Regions from separate parts of the Mus musculus genome. Here region 2 is linked to region 1. A link is a contact called in ENCODE Hi-C or POLR2A ChIA-PET data. All regions are on one chromosome and are shown on one strand. Each heading gives the region's core, a stretch centred on a gene start or an enhancer-like site at or near the end of the contact. The rest is flanking DNA. Distances are from core to core; before and after follow the strand shown.

Evidence for each region. Hi-C counts contacts between places; a loop is a spot of excess contacts on that map. ChIA-PET counts read pairs that join two places held with the same protein, here RNA polymerase II (POLR2A).
Region 2: a map of heart shows a loop between it and region 1 (2.0-fold over the local background). The contact joins the enhancer-like site here to the promoter of Ext1 in region 1. A Hi-C loop is called at or near these places in 4 of 37 maps with a recorded cell type or tissue (adrenal gland, heart and regulatory T cell). POLR2A ChIA-PET finds 5 or more read pairs at or near these places in 4 of 5 experiments (Patski and embryonic stem cell).

Annotation. Positions count from the first base shown.
Region 1 is chr15:53,341,602-53,348,943 of GRCm38, forward strand. It overlaps Ext1 (exostosin glycosyltransferase 1), which reads right to left and starts at 4,582. Exons shown (of 11, transcript NM_010162.2): 1 at 2,801-4,582. The coding sequence starts at 3,762.
Region 2 is chr15:53,309,970-53,317,568 of GRCm38, forward strand. All of the region lies in intron 1 of Ext1 (exostosin glycosyltransferase 1), which reads right to left. Among named protein-coding and RNA genes, the nearest start is that of Ext1, 32 kb to the right of the region's middle. Within about 2 kb of position 1,301, at least 2 of the 3 ENCODE cell types and tissues checked have a DNase peak (open chromatin) inside an H3K27ac peak, as active enhancers do; they include heart, where a contact is called at or near this core.

The DNA.
Region 1 (7,342 bases), core at 3,332-5,831:
AAAAAATGATATTTAATGTAATTGAGAAGCTGGATCAAAGTTTGCAGGAACTTTTTCTCTAGAGCAAAAGTAATTCCCATTCATGCCACCCAGCTGTTCTGCACCGGTGACATTCATGTGCTTTTCACAAAATCACCAGTGGGACACTTCCCTTGAGACCTACAACATTACACACCATCACGATATCTTGGAGTTGAAGTATCTGCTTATGTTCTTCTAGTAGCCTAACTTGACCAAGGGGCTATAAATTTCCAATCTAATTATCAGATCCGGTGTCCCCAGCAAACCCATACCAGGTTGCTTGCCGAGGCAAATTAAGTTGAAACCTTTTCATAGGTACTTGCTAATGCAGAAGAGAAGTAGATGAAAATTGATCTCGTCTTTACAAGCCATTACCAAATGAATGCCTAGAACACCTCGGAAACTGCTTAAACCCTGGGTAAAAATCAACTCAGAGATGACTCCAGGAAGGACCACTTCCACAGATCTGACTTCAGCATCTCATCTCCAAGGGTCTGGTGTGGTTAGCCTCAGTGTGGCTGAGGAATTCTGCATTGCCCTTTACTTCCGAGTGCAGCATCGGTGTAGCCTGGTGTATAGTCACGGCTTCCAGATTCCTGCATTCTTATTTCCACCCTGTGTATTCCAAAGTCAAAAGCAAACAAACACCCAGCAATATTTGTGAGTAAACAATTCTGACAATCCAAGATGGGTAAGGAGTTAAATCTCTAGGAGTTCCAGTCTGCACTACTAACACATCCTAGTAAACAAAATCAGAGCTAGCGGGATTGTAAAAGGAAACAGAAAGCCCTGAAAAACCCTGCTCAGGAGAATAGTAAACTTGTTTTCTTTCTGGATGCCACAGTCCCAAACAGAGACGATCCTGAGGCCCCGTCCCAGGTGGTCTTTAAACTTAAATCAAGAAGAGGTGGAGGGTGTCAGATTTCTTGGCCCAAGGACCGAAAGGTGAAAAATTAATTACATTCAATTAGCAAAACAAAGTTGCTCCGAAGCCAATCAACCACACCTTTCTCCATCTCCGCTCTCTAGAAAACAAAAGTTTTCCATAGAAAATGTAAAGAATTGGCATCTGGGGTGGGGGTGGGGGGGTCGAACACACAAGGAACATCCGCTCTTTCCGAATGAAGAACGTCATGATCTTTCTATAAAGCTTGGAGAGATTGCTTTAGAAGCCATCAAAAGATCAGCCTCTTCACGCCAGCCAAAGAAATTCCTAGAAGGCACAAGCACCCCCAGAATCTATCAAAGTATATTGTCCTTTCAACAAAGCAGTTTCTTTCTGACCACAGTTAAAGAGTATTTTTACTCTGTCACAACAACACTCAACATTCACGCAGAACTTCCGTGTGTAAGAGGAAAGGAACGATGGATTCACAATTGATCCTGGCCTCAGGCTTTTCCCAGGATTGAAACGGAAAACGTCCAAGGGGCTCAGAAGCAGAAGCCCCAGGCTTGATATTTCCTCTCCCTTCTATGATCAAGTCGGGGAGGACTTTACTATCCCATCCAATCACTCCCACCAAGACCAGAGAGTCTGAGGGAATCCATGGACAATAAATAATCACACCTTTCATTTCAGGGCCCGGTTACCCCCACCCCCACCCCTTCCTGATCCAACCCCATCTGGAAGCCTTTTCCCCTATTCTGCATTTCATGAATCAATTGCACAATCTGCCAACCTCTGCCAGTTCCTCTTGTACTCAGCTGAGAGGTTTCTCCTTCCTTCCCTGGGTAGCTAGCACAAGGCTGCTCTGGTTTTTAACTGGCGTAAAGTGGAAATGCACCATAGGCGCTCACTCTTTCCCAGCCGGACACAAGTGAGTCTGGGGCACTGACCTCAGCTATCAGGAAGCTGACCGATGGACCCACAGGCCAGCCTCGGTTTCAAGCAGATTTGTGGATTCTAACTTTGACCTGAAATCCTGTGTGTCAGCGACTGTGAAAGACGAGGAAAAGGAAGACTGAAAGGGGCTACAAAGTAACCAACTCAGTTACTTAGCAACTAAACAAAACTCTCCCCTCCACAGAGGCTAAGGAGGCATCTCAAGCCCATTCAAAGAGTAACAGTCCACATTTATATGCAAATAGATAAAGACAAAGAAGAAAGGGAAATCTAAATTAGTAAGGGTAGTTCACTGCAGTGGGCCTGAGGCCCAGATTTTAAAGTTTCCCCAAGAAAGAGAGGGCTTATAGGAATGAATGAATGAATGAATGACCCTAACCAGCTTACACTCTACCCTTCATAAACATCAGTGCTGTAGAGGAAGTAAGAGGCAGTCACAAGTTGGGAAGGTAAAAATGAAAATATTCTAGGAATCAAGAATCTAAAGCTTAGGGGGGAAGGTGCAAATTTAAGCCTAGCCAACTGCACAGAGAACAGGTACCCATGTTCTTGAGAGAAACAGACAAAGCCCAGGGGTCAGAGTCTGTGGACTTGCGTAGAACATGTGTCTCTCTGAGTCGTCACAAATACCCTTTAGTACCCTTTCCAAAACTTGGATCCGAGCCCCCATAATGCGCCAAAGACACATGGGTCCTGAATGGTTTTCAAAGTATCAGGAAGATTCCCTTCTTCACCAACTTGACTGGAGAGAGTACTCTTGTCGAGTTTGCCTGAGAAGCCCAAGCTCACCCCACACACTTGAACCCAGCCGCTGGATCCCAAGGAAGCAACAGAACTGAGGGCTTCTGTCTCCACCCCGCATCCCCCACCCTCCCACCTGGACTCAGGTATCCAGGGCCCAGGGCCGAGCCTCGAAGGGAGGCAGCCCTTACTCACTTCTCATACTCGGTGTTGTCTCTGTCACAGCGAGAATCCTTGTGCTTTTGCCAGTCTTTGCCATGCTTGCAGGTGGTGAGGAGCAAGACGTCCTCCCCGTTATGGACGTGATATAAGGCATTCCTGGTGTCTGACCCTATCCCTGTCAGGTACCGCTTCCCCTTGAATACCAGCATGTACTTCCTGAGAGGAGGGATGGTGTTAAATTTCAAAAACCCCCTCTCCCCTCCTGTCCTGGGATGATCCTTAGAAAAGAGGGGAATAGAAACATCAAAGTTTGGTCGGAAGTTTTCAGTACTGATGCTGGCTTTGGCCAGCATCGCCTGGCCGATGTCAAACCCCACGTCCTCAGTGTAGTCAGGCCAAGTGCCAGAATATAAATTAAAAATTAAATGATTCCTACCATTGTTCCACAAGTGGAGACTCTGCACTTTGGATCTCAAATTGTGCACATACTGAGGTGATAACTGGTCTCTGTCTAAAGTATCCAGACTCAAGACAAAGAGGCACGCCTGGCTGGGGTCCGAGGTGTAGAACCTGGAGCCCTCGATGGCCGCTAGAATGTTTTGGTAACTTTCGGCGATTTTCTCCCCTTTCTGCTGCGGGTACACGTAGACTTTGAAGCCGTTTTTCTTGCAAAGGGTGAAATCGAAGCAGGACTCCATGCGGCACTTCTTGCCTTTGTAGATGCTCGAGTTGGCGTCTCGCTTCTGCCGGGGGGAAATGTGCACGCTGGAATCCTCGTTTTCCAATTGATCCCAAGGAAAGAAAGGGCGCAGAGCGTCCGGGAAGCGGGGCCAGAAATGATCCGGACTGGGCTGGTGCAAGCCATTCCGACCACTGTGCTCTTCTCTCCGGCTGTGGCTCCTCGATGCCCTAAACTGCACGCCTCCAAAATAAAACAAAAGGGCGAGACAAGAGCCAGCTGAGAGCAGGATGAAATAGCGTTTTTTGGCCTGCATGTGTCCTGCCTGGGTCAAGAGGATTGTAAATAAACACAAGAATCACCCAAGTTTCCCAATCAACACTTTCAGCTCCAGTCCGCCATCTTCCCGCCTGTAAAGACTTCAAACTCTCCGCTCCCACCTTCTCTGGATGCCTTTCCCCAAGCCGTGGACTGATCCAGCGCATGTGGGCGATTTCTTTAACTTTCTCCCCTTCGGTCTTTCATCTTTGGGCTGCACAATGCACGGGAGAGAGCCGGGCAGAAGATCTCGCACCCAGGGCGGGCGAACAGCGGACTGTAATTTTCTTGCATGCAACAAGACGGAGGAAAAGAAAGAGAGCAGGGAAGAAAAAGCTCCCGATACCCAATCAATGGCAAGACGAAGTGACTGCCTCTCCGCTCGGATTCCTCTCGGCGGCGTGGAGAACGAGCCCGGGGAAAGCAACTTCAACTCATCCACACTCCGGTGCAGAGCACTACGGTTCCAACAAGTCAATCCGCCCCGGCTTCAGCCGGCTAGTGCATCTTGCAGCTGGGGCGCCGTAACCTCACAAATCCCTGCATGTCTCTTTATTCCCTTCTGCAGCGGCTCCCACACTCCGCCGGTGTTTACTCCTGCGCTCACGGGGCCGGCTCCCCGGGCGCGCGGCGGCCCGGCCGGCGGCACGAGGCGGCGCGGGGCGGCGGCGGCGGCGCGTCCTCCCCGCGGGCAGTGCCGGCCCCGAGCGGTGCTTCGCAGGCCCCGCGCTATCACTGCCGACCGCCGCGTTCGGTCGCCGAATGTTACCCGGTTCTGAATGTTACACTTACACATTCCATTCCCGACACGACAGCGCTGACCTCATCCATCCACGCAGCCCGCGCTGCCATTGGCCGGGCGTCACGTCCGGGTGGGGCGGGGCTTCCGCTGCGCCCATTCATAACCCCCGGCGGCCGGCAGAGGCGCCGGCGCGGCGCGGCGCGGCGCGGGCGCGGGGACCCAGGAGCGCACGGGCGGCGGGCGGAGCGCTAGCCGGCCGGGCGTCGCCCACCGCCGGCCTTCTGCACGCCGGGCCGGGAATGCAACCCGGACCAGACGGGCCCCAGAGGCGCGGGAGGAAGTGTGGGGACGTGGCCAGCAGCCCGCTGCTCGGGATGCCCCGGGTCTCCACGAGCCGGGAACGCCTCCCCGCCGGGAGGCTGAGAGGACCGGTTCCTGGAGAAGGATGCCTTGAAAATGGAGAAGCGAGGGGAAGGGGGGTGGGGACTTCATGGAAAGCGAGCGCAGGTCGGGATGTCTCTCCCCCCACACTTGGACCCGCTGAGGACCAATTTTTTGGTGGGTCTTGTTTTTAACGTTTAAGTGGTCTTTCTAATTCCCCTATGTAATCCACCTATTTTTCTGTCTTCCTCGCCGAGACACCCTAATCCTCAACAATAAGGAGGAATTGTCACAGTCCGATGGATCTGTGGCTGAGTGTGAGAAGACACCTCCTAAAGCCATCTGATCTGCGTGCCCTCTCTTCCATTCCCGAATCCCTCCCACCTGTTCTATTCACTGATATTGGGCCGGGAGGGATCTAATGGCTGAAAAGAAAGCCATTTCATTTTGCCCCCATCGGTGTTGTTATTCTTCCTGAGGTGGTATTTTTAAGATGTCACCTGGCCCTAGCTGTAGAAGGGAACCTTTGAAGCAAAAAAAAAAAAAAAAAAAAAAATGTATTTACAATAAATGTGCCACGGTTCCTTCAATTGACCTTCCTTCTGTCGACTCCCCTGCCCCAAGCCCCTGTCATTCTGAGTGAACTTAATTGGATGATTCTGAAAGGAACCTCCAGGACCTCCAAGCTGTGCTAGACTCCCAAGCATTACCTGGCCTCACAGCCTGAATTCTGGCTTAGAACACTTACCCACCCTAGCCTCAGAGCCTGGCCAAGCTGGACAAGCAGTTGCCTAGGGCAGCAAGCTGTTTAGTGATTGTTTATTGTGGGAGTGAGTGAGCTGGGAGCAGACACATCCCTACCTCCCTCGGGCTACTGAAAACCCCAGCCGGTTGTGTACCCATGGTATGGTTATAATAAGGCAGAGTGGAAAGTTTTCAACCTTTGTTGTTTCAGATTTGTTTGAATAAAGAAGGGAAGAGATATTGGGTGGGATATTTTGGTACATTCTGAAACCTCTGCCCATTTTGAACCTGCCAAAGATGAAGTAGGTTTTCATGATTTACTTTGTCCCCACCACAGGATTTAGAGAGGCCTGAAACAAGAGTAAGGGTTCAGTCATTTTCCGAGCAGGATGAAAACGGTTCAGGTAAAGGTAGAGATTAGAGCCACAAGTGACCCCAGGTCTCAGGGGGATTGCAATGAACAGTCTTCAAGACAGAGCTCTTTGTGTTGAGATCTGGCTGTCAAACAACCTGCACCCTGTAGAAGATAGGACTCTTCTTATCCTGCATTGGCAAAGTCTCTTGCTTTTCTTGTCTAACTGTGGTTCCCTCAGCTCACAGCACATCTTTGCATTCAGTTCATTAGTGGTTGATGTTGTAGGAGAAAAATGGTACTGAAAGTGAGGGGAAACACGTTCAGCCCGTGTTTCTGCAATTGAACCTTAGGAATAATGATCTCGGCTTACTCTCAGCTTCTCATTGATGAAGTGATGTTTTAGAGTAATGTTTTTTGTTTTTGTTTTTTTAATCAGCCAGTCTCAGTTTGTAATGTAATCCATTAACACTCCTACCCTATTTTTTCACTAGATCTACTCACCTATTATATCTTTATTTAATATTTATTTAATGTGTAGCGATGTTTTGCCTGGATATATGTACGTGCACCACCTATAAGCCTGATACTCATGGAAGTCAGAGCAGGATGTCAGATCTGGAACTGGAGTTGTGAATGGGTGGGGACCATCCTGCTGGGGTTGGAAATTGAACTCTGGACTTCTTCAAAAGCAACAAGTGCTCTTAGCTGCTGGACATTTCTCCAGCCTTAGTTTCGTTCCTTTTCTTTTCTTTTTCCTGTTTAATCAGAATGAATAGTCTTAGTATTTTAAGATTTATTTTTAAGTGTGTGTGTGTGTGTGTGTGTGTGTGAATGCAGGTAACTGTGAAGGCTAGAGGCATCTGATCCTCTTAGAGCTACAGTGTTAAGTGGCTGTGAGCCACACAATTTACATGCTAAGTATTGAATGTCTACTCCTCTCCCAGAACATTGTCTGCTCTTAACCACTGAGCTAGGTCCCCAACCTTACTCTTCTGTTTTAATCCTTAGGGCCTGGGGTGGTTCCTGGATTTAGGTAGAATTCAAATACTGAATTGAATGAATTAATGAATGAGTGATTAAAATTTGACTTAAGGTTCCAAGGGAAGGTCTCTTAAGGACAGACAACAAAAGCAAAAGTAATTGACTCATCTAAGAAAACATCCAGCACAGCAAAGATGAGAATCAACAGGATGAAAAGGCAGCATAGGGAAGGAGAACAGAGCTTCAGACTATATATCAAAAGGAGGTTAATATCTAAAATATACAAGGGCTTTATTAAACTCAATAGCAAAAATAAAAAATGGGCGAAGGATTTAAATAGACATTTTCACAAAGAAGGCATACACGTGCCCCATG
Region 2 (7,599 bases), core at 51-2,550, 35 kb before region 1:
TGGCCTTTCCAAAACAAACAAACAGGACTTCCACACATGTCTGCTTCTGCTACCCAATTTAAAACATTTCCGTTTCACCAAGAAGACAGTGAAGTGAAGCGCTAGCTTAGAAGCTACAATGACAAGACAGGAGACGGGTTAGGCCTAGTCCACCCTTCTGAGTCGGGAAGAGAGAGCAGGAGGGACGGCTGTCAGTGAAAACTGCACCAAGGAGAAAGAGGACTTGGTTCAACAAAACAAAGCATAGCATCGTGCCGGCTGTCCAAGCATGACCACCTCAATTTGTAGGCCCAGCACCTACTTATTAAAACCTCCTGTAATCCCAGAGCTAGAGAGGAGAAAAGAGCAGAATATCAACAACCAACTGGGCAGAATCCGTTGACTCCAGGTTCAACTGGAGTTGTTGACTCTCAAGCAGTACAGTCAACAGCAATTTCAGAGGCCCAGTTTTGACCAAGGGCTTCCACGTTAGCACATGCACTTGTGCACGGGAACATGTGCGGTCATAAGTAATGCACAAGCGAAATAAATAAAATTGGATCAGACTGAAGAATTTCAGAAAAAAATGGCTTAAAAACTGTATAATGTATGGCTAACGTTTATTAAGCAATTACTATATCCAAGAGCGGTATCAAACATGAGTCTTTCCATGTTTAATCTTTGAAAGACTTCTGAGGTGGGCAAGCCCAGGCATGTATGATTCTTTGGCAGCAGACAAGGTTCTAAGCTGGACCCTTTCTTCTCCGCTAACCCTTGAGCTCTCCTCCTTGAGCCCCCTCTCCCAGCCTCACCTTTTCCCACACAAGGGTAGACAAAGCACACAGGAATAAAAAGAAATTCAGAATGGGGGTTGGGCACTGAGAGAAGGTCTCAGCATGAGAGGGAGAAATTCCTTAAATAAAAGCTAGGATGAGGGACTCGGGGGAAGAAGGTTGGGGCGTAATCTACCAATAGCGAAAGTGCGTCTCTCTACGATAATCACAAAAGTTCAGGGGTTGCTCCAGACACGGTAAATCTTTGAGCGTCTTCAAAAGTCATTTTCTGTCGCAGACATTCGCCCTCTTCCCTGTTACAAAGAGAAAGGAGGCAGCGACCCATGAAGTGTCAGGAATGCATCCGAGGGAGCCCCAGCTAAGTCTCGGGGAGGCCTTTGTGCTGCTGTGAAGTTCAAAGGAATTGAGCGGCTGAGGAGTTGGAGGCAGAGCACAACTGGGAGGAGCACTCAGCGACCGAGAGAGGCTGAGCCCGGTGCCAGACCTCGCAGCGGACCTCAAAGCGTGCACTGCACCCACCCACCCACCGTCCAGCTGCTGGGGAGTCCTGGGAGAGCGGGAGGAGGGGGCATGAGCAGGGGTGGGGGTAGGGGGCAGGCGAGATTCCCTCCAGACTCCTTCGGAACTCAGTAAGCCCAGCGTTGTTCAGGGATCCCTCCAGAGGGTGAGGGGCCAAGATATTTACATTGCTCCAAAAGGAAGGGGGAGGGGGACCCACGGCTGCGAGGCTGGGAAAGAAAGCAAAAGAAAACAAACTGTCCTGGCCATTAAATATTCATGACAGCAGCCTTGCTAAGTTCTAATGGAAAGAAAGCACATAAATCCCTTTATAACTGTGTTAAATGGAAGGAAAAAAAAATGGCCGAGGGTCACAGCACAGGGCCAACTGGAAATGGATGAAACTGTAGCTCCAGAGGACCTCGAGCTCAAGAAGGCTGGCTGCCGGGGTTCTAATAAGTATTTAGTAGGTGTGGACGCTGGTGCCATTCATTCCTCCCTTCCACAATAAACCACAGCTCAAAGGGTGGGTTTTCAATTACCCTACACTCCTTGAGGGGCATTTCGTCTCTCGAAAGCACATTCCCTCAACTGGAGGGTCCTGGGTCTGTGTGGCGGAGGTTGCCGTTTTGAATCTTGCTGTACTTGGTTTAAGTCTTGAAACCATCCTGATGAAGAAAATGAAGATCCAATAATCTAATCAACGACAGATTTCCCAGTGATGCGCAAGGGAATCTTCAGCATGCAGGCTGGGGGGCTGCAGAGACCAGGCTAAGCCCAGTGAAGGAAGGATAAATAAAGGAAGCTAGCCCTAACTCATTCCAGGCCTCCTACCTTCAGAATGTGTGCAATATCCGCTACTCACACGCCAGCCTTCCGAAAGGCTGGTGGACCGTCCTAAAGAAGCAACAGGAAGGACAGGCCATGTAGCCCCGTACACTAAACCGTGTTACTAAGAACTCAGATTGCTCCTTACTTATAGGGAACAAGTAAGCTTTTGAAAGCCGAGTTGATACTTGCACAGCAGGCGGCAAATGTTCTACCTTTCTTGGTGGTTTTGGGTTTTATTAATGTAGTTTTACATCGTTTATGGGGAGGAGAGAACAAGAACACACGGTTATGCTTCAGACTGCGGCTTAGATTTATCCGTTCCCCGCTAGCATGGCTCAGGGCAGACACACATAACCCTGAAATAAACATGACACAATCCCAAAAGGTCCTTGAAGGAAAGTCAGAAGCCCTTAACACAGAGCTCCGCGACCTCAAAGGCCACAAAACCCAAACTGGGCTACTTTAGAAGTAAACACGGGGCCTGCAGGGTAGAGCGCTTGTTGTACAGGCATGAGGACCAACTCTCCAGCACCCGCGGAAAAGCAGGCGGTGGTGACGGGTCCGATGGGGGGGGGGGGGCGGCAGGATGGGGAGACTAGCAAGCGGAAGTACATAATTTCAGGACTCACAGAAAGCTGGTTCTTGCCTAAGTGGAGGGTTTCAGGTTCAGTAAAGACCTTGTCTCCAAACACTAAGAAGGATGACAGAGGAGGACACTCAGTGTGGACCTCTGGCCTCCTCGTGCACATGCAGAGGTGGCATGGGAACAAGCCCTGGTGCCCACATACTGTGCATATACTACACACATGCAGTAAATAAACAAATTATTAAAAAATGCAAAGTTTCATCGTCAGTGTTTCAGGAGCTAAATCTTACAGTCTCCATTGGATTCATCCTGCAGAAGGAATAGAATACGATCTAGTGTGATATGTGACCATCATCCATTGCAATCAATCAAGCTTAGTTATCTAGTGGGATGTGTGACATCATCCACTGCAACCAAGCTTGGTTTCCATTCTGGGGTACAGGTATCACTGGCTGCTTTGGTTCAAGTGCATCTCCCTCCTTACCTAAATACCTTACCTCCTTTACCTAAATACCTCCCTATTTACCTAATGGATTGGGGTGGGGGGAGTTTAGTGGTGGTGGTGGTGCTGTGTGTGTGTGTGTCACACGTCATGGTGGGCAACTTGATGGAGGACAACTTGCAATCGTTAGCTCTCTCTCCTTCTACCATGAGTCAAGGGAATCGAAGGCCAATCACCAGGCTTACATGAAAAGTGATTTTTCCCCACTGCACCATCTTCCAGGCCATGTGTTTTATGGGTGCCGAGGTCAGGAAAAAATCCGGGGCCTCGAGTATGCCTGCCAGGTACTCTATGCTCCAAGCACAGCCCATTTGGGATCAACGTTTTCAAACATGAACGTGAATAAGTCTTCAGTTGCTCTTCACCTGTGCCTCTCGCTAAATCTGCCATTACTCACTCACAAACCTGGCTCAGACAAGGAGCTCACACACAGTGACCTATCAGTACAAAGATACTTGCTGAATGAATGTCTGATAGAACTATCAAGACATGTCTTTCTCTTTTGCTTCAGAGACTTATGCTGTTTTGATTTCATTTCATTTCATTTATTTTTGATTTAATTTGATTTGGGGTAGCAGGGCGCGGGGGGGGGCGGGGGGGCGGTAGTTGGTTGGGTTTTCTGAGATAGGGCCTTACTATGTAACCAAGGCCAGCCTTGAACACACTACTTGAACATCTTCCTAGGTCTCTCCTGTGTGCTGCAGTTTTGGTGTTAAGCCACACCCAACTTACCTCATATTTGGAATATAGAACTGACTGTGTACCCAAATTGAAATTAAGAAGCAATTTTTGCTTGATGTCATATAAACAGAAAAATCAAGAATTATTAATGTAAAATAAGCACAGAGCAATAATAATAAGGTCTCAAACTTTTTAGGGTTTTTTTTTTAAGTATTTGGAAAACAATGTTCCAATTTCCTCTTTTAAAAAAAAAAAGAGATCTGTCTCCAGATAGGATTTTCAATTAAAGAAACAACATACAGAAAAGTACAAACTGTTGTAGTTAAATAAATAGGTACATTTTTCTTTGGGGGAGGGGAGGCATTTTAGACTATATATAAACAAACAACTCCTACAGAGACCAGAGTTCCTAGGAAGCACTAAACTATCTCTTCAAGGTAGTATTCAAGGAATGCCAGGAGCCCTGGGGGGGGGGGGGGGGGTTGGGGAGGCAGCCATAGTGGAGAAGCCCGCTGTGACTGCCATGCCTAATTCTCACCCCAGAGGAACATACATACATACATATTTGAACCAAAGGAGAAAAAAAAAAAGCCTGCATCCCCCAGTAACTGCAGCACAGACAGCTCTCCATAAACTTCACAGCAAAAGCAAGGAGCCCTCACTGGTGTGCCAGACCATACCCGGGGGGCTCTTTTAAAGCTGAGTGACCCTGCTGTAGTTTTCATCTAAACCTGAGACCAGGACTGAGAAGCACCAGCGACATCAGTAACAAGAAGCAGCTTCACAGGACCAAGCCAAGGGGCTACCTGTTCTGAAGAGCAATCAGGCCGGATTTATTAACAGGGTGGCTCTGGTAATGAATATCAAGCAAGTGATAACAAATGTATTAGATAAATGTAATGCAACACACACACACACACACACACACACACACACACATAAAATTTGAGACAGTCTTTCTACATAGCCCTGGCTGTCCTGGAATTCACCATGTAAACTAGGCTAGCCTCTAAGTCACAGAGATCCTCCTGCCTTTGCCTCCCAAGTGCTTGAATTAAAGGCATTAAATGCACAGCTTCATGTTTTAAAATTTAAGGAGTCAACTTCCTACCTAGTACTTCTAGCTAGCTCCATCTTTCCAAAGGGAGGGGTAAAAATGTCTTTATTGACAAAAGCACTTTCTCATCAACTATCAGACTCGGTGCAAATCATACCCGCGTTGATTTCAGCTGGAATTTCTTCCTTTCTTTTTCTTTTTCTTTTTCTTTCTTTCTTTCTTTTTTTTTTTTTTGGTTTGGTTTTTCGAGACAGGATTTCTCTGTGTAGCCCTGGCTGTCCTAGAACTCACTCTGTAGACCAGGCTGGCCTTGAACTCAGAAATCCACCTGCCTCTGCCTCCCAAGTGCTGGGATTAAAGGTGTGAGCCACCACTGCCCAGCTCAGATGTAATTTCTTAAAACAGAGACAATGTCATAAGTTAGGTGTTCATTCTATGTGGTATCACCAAGTATTTGCAAACTATTTTAATGCTGATCACATTTATCATTTCATTCCTCAACCATGAACTATGATTTAGTCAGATCTATGTATTACACAAAAACCTATATCCACTGAATCAGTTTGAATATATAGGCTTCTTTCCCAACTTTTCCAACTCACTGGTCCTATGTTAAACAACAAAGAGGCATCTGACTTGGTTTCTCGTTGCTTTACTTATATTCATAATCCTTCTATGTCAATAACATCTTGGGGTAAAATGAATTGTCAGCCCAAAAAGTCATTATGGAAGAAGATGTTTTACATTATAAATATGGACATTAACTGTATAGAAATGAAGGGAAAATTAAAAAAAAAGGTTAGGACAAACAAATATCTATCCCCTCTGGATCCCAATATCCATCATATATATGAAAATACTGTGTTGGAAGCATCATCATATAATATCAAGTTCATATTAATCCTATAATGCCAGGTTCAAAACATGGGGAATGCTGAACAACAAACGAAAGGCCTTGTTTAGTTTTAAAATAGTAAAGAGAAGGAAAATCAATGACAACTGACACACAATTGAACCCAAACCACCTTCAACTTTCAAAACAACAAGTCTGAGGAGACAAAGGACAGCCAAGTTCTCCTAGCTCCGGATGGGGAACCTACAATCACCAAGATTTCCTGCAGAAGCACAAGGTAAAATTTGAAGTTCCATTAAAAGTTAGGTTAAAAGACATGTTTACTGGTGGATAGTTTTGTTATGAACATTTTCAGATGTCCTTAAAATGTTGCTAAAACACCCCCTCATAAGCCATACTCCCTCAGGAGTAAAATTAAACAAATTATATAGATTAGCGAGTCAGGGGAATAAAAAAAAATTGAGGCTTTTTTTTCCCATCTGAAAGGGTAATTGTAAAGTATTAAAAACAGAAGACAAAAACAAAACCTCTCAGGATGCCTTGGCCTCCTCATCTTAAGGTAAAATTATCATATAAATAAGGGAGGAACGTTCGAGGAGGCTTCAGCTTCCTCGTGAGTACACATTTCAGCTGCTCTCCCTCTGCGCCTCAGCAGTATTAATTACTTGGACTTTTTCCCCCTAAAGCACGGAATTCCTTTTGAAGTCAAAGACACAGAAAGTTCAAAGGTTAGGCTGCCACTCAACATTATGGCTTGTCCAAAACCCAGCCAGGAAACCCATTTCTAAACTTACTTAGACAAGGTATTGCAATCCTAAAGCCAGAGCCCACCAGACAATGCAGGGCCGCTGGTGTTTTTGTCCTTTGCTTAGGGACTTATTCATAAGGGTGACAATGCCTACCTCATCACCAAGGAGAAACATTCTTTTGGATACAAAGAATCCCAGCCATTTCTTCCAACACCCTCCTCCCTTCACCCACTAATTACTTTCTCAACATTCTAGAAGGCTTAGCCCACATTATAGTCTGTCTTGTACTTCACACCCCTCCAAAAATTAAAAAGGAAAACCCTAGCCACCCTACATGTAGAGATTTCAATAGAAATAAAAGTTAACTTTGGTAGAGATGACCAGGAACGGCCATCAGATAAAAATGGTTTCACTTAGAAAAGAAGGCTTCACTTCCTCAAGGAAGCCAGGCTGGCTGGAGTGGGTTCCATGCGATCCTTTTTCTCAATCAGCAGTCAGCAATACATCCAGGCACCCTGCTAGGCAGTGGATGAAAGGACAAAAGTAGACCCTGTCCCAAGGAGTTCACAGGGTGACAAGAGTGAGGCTGTGAGTCCCAGTAACGGTACAATTATAATGCCACACCACACTGCTTAGGAGATGACGCAAAAGTAGAAGATACGAACCTAAAGAAATGGGCCTCAGACCAGATGGGTGGTGTGGCAAAGAAGGGCTCTTGGGAGGGGATGGTATCTAGGCAGGCTATACTTGAGCCTTGAAGGACACAAAGGCAAACATTTAGGTGGACATTATGCTTGTGGTAGATGACCTACCCAGACAATGAAAATATAAAACACTATGTATGATCCAAACTAGAAATAGGAAGGCCAGATACATCTGATACAGAACTCAAGACAGACAGACACACAAACACTGTACAGATACCCAGAACAGCTCCAATCATCTGTGCTTCCTGAGTTGCAGAGGGTCATAAATTCCACTTGCCCGTTATCAGTGAGAATTTTGTAGTATCATCTTGAAATCTGGTCTCCCTTAGCTTCCTTGAAGTGCAACAGATGTCATGCATCTT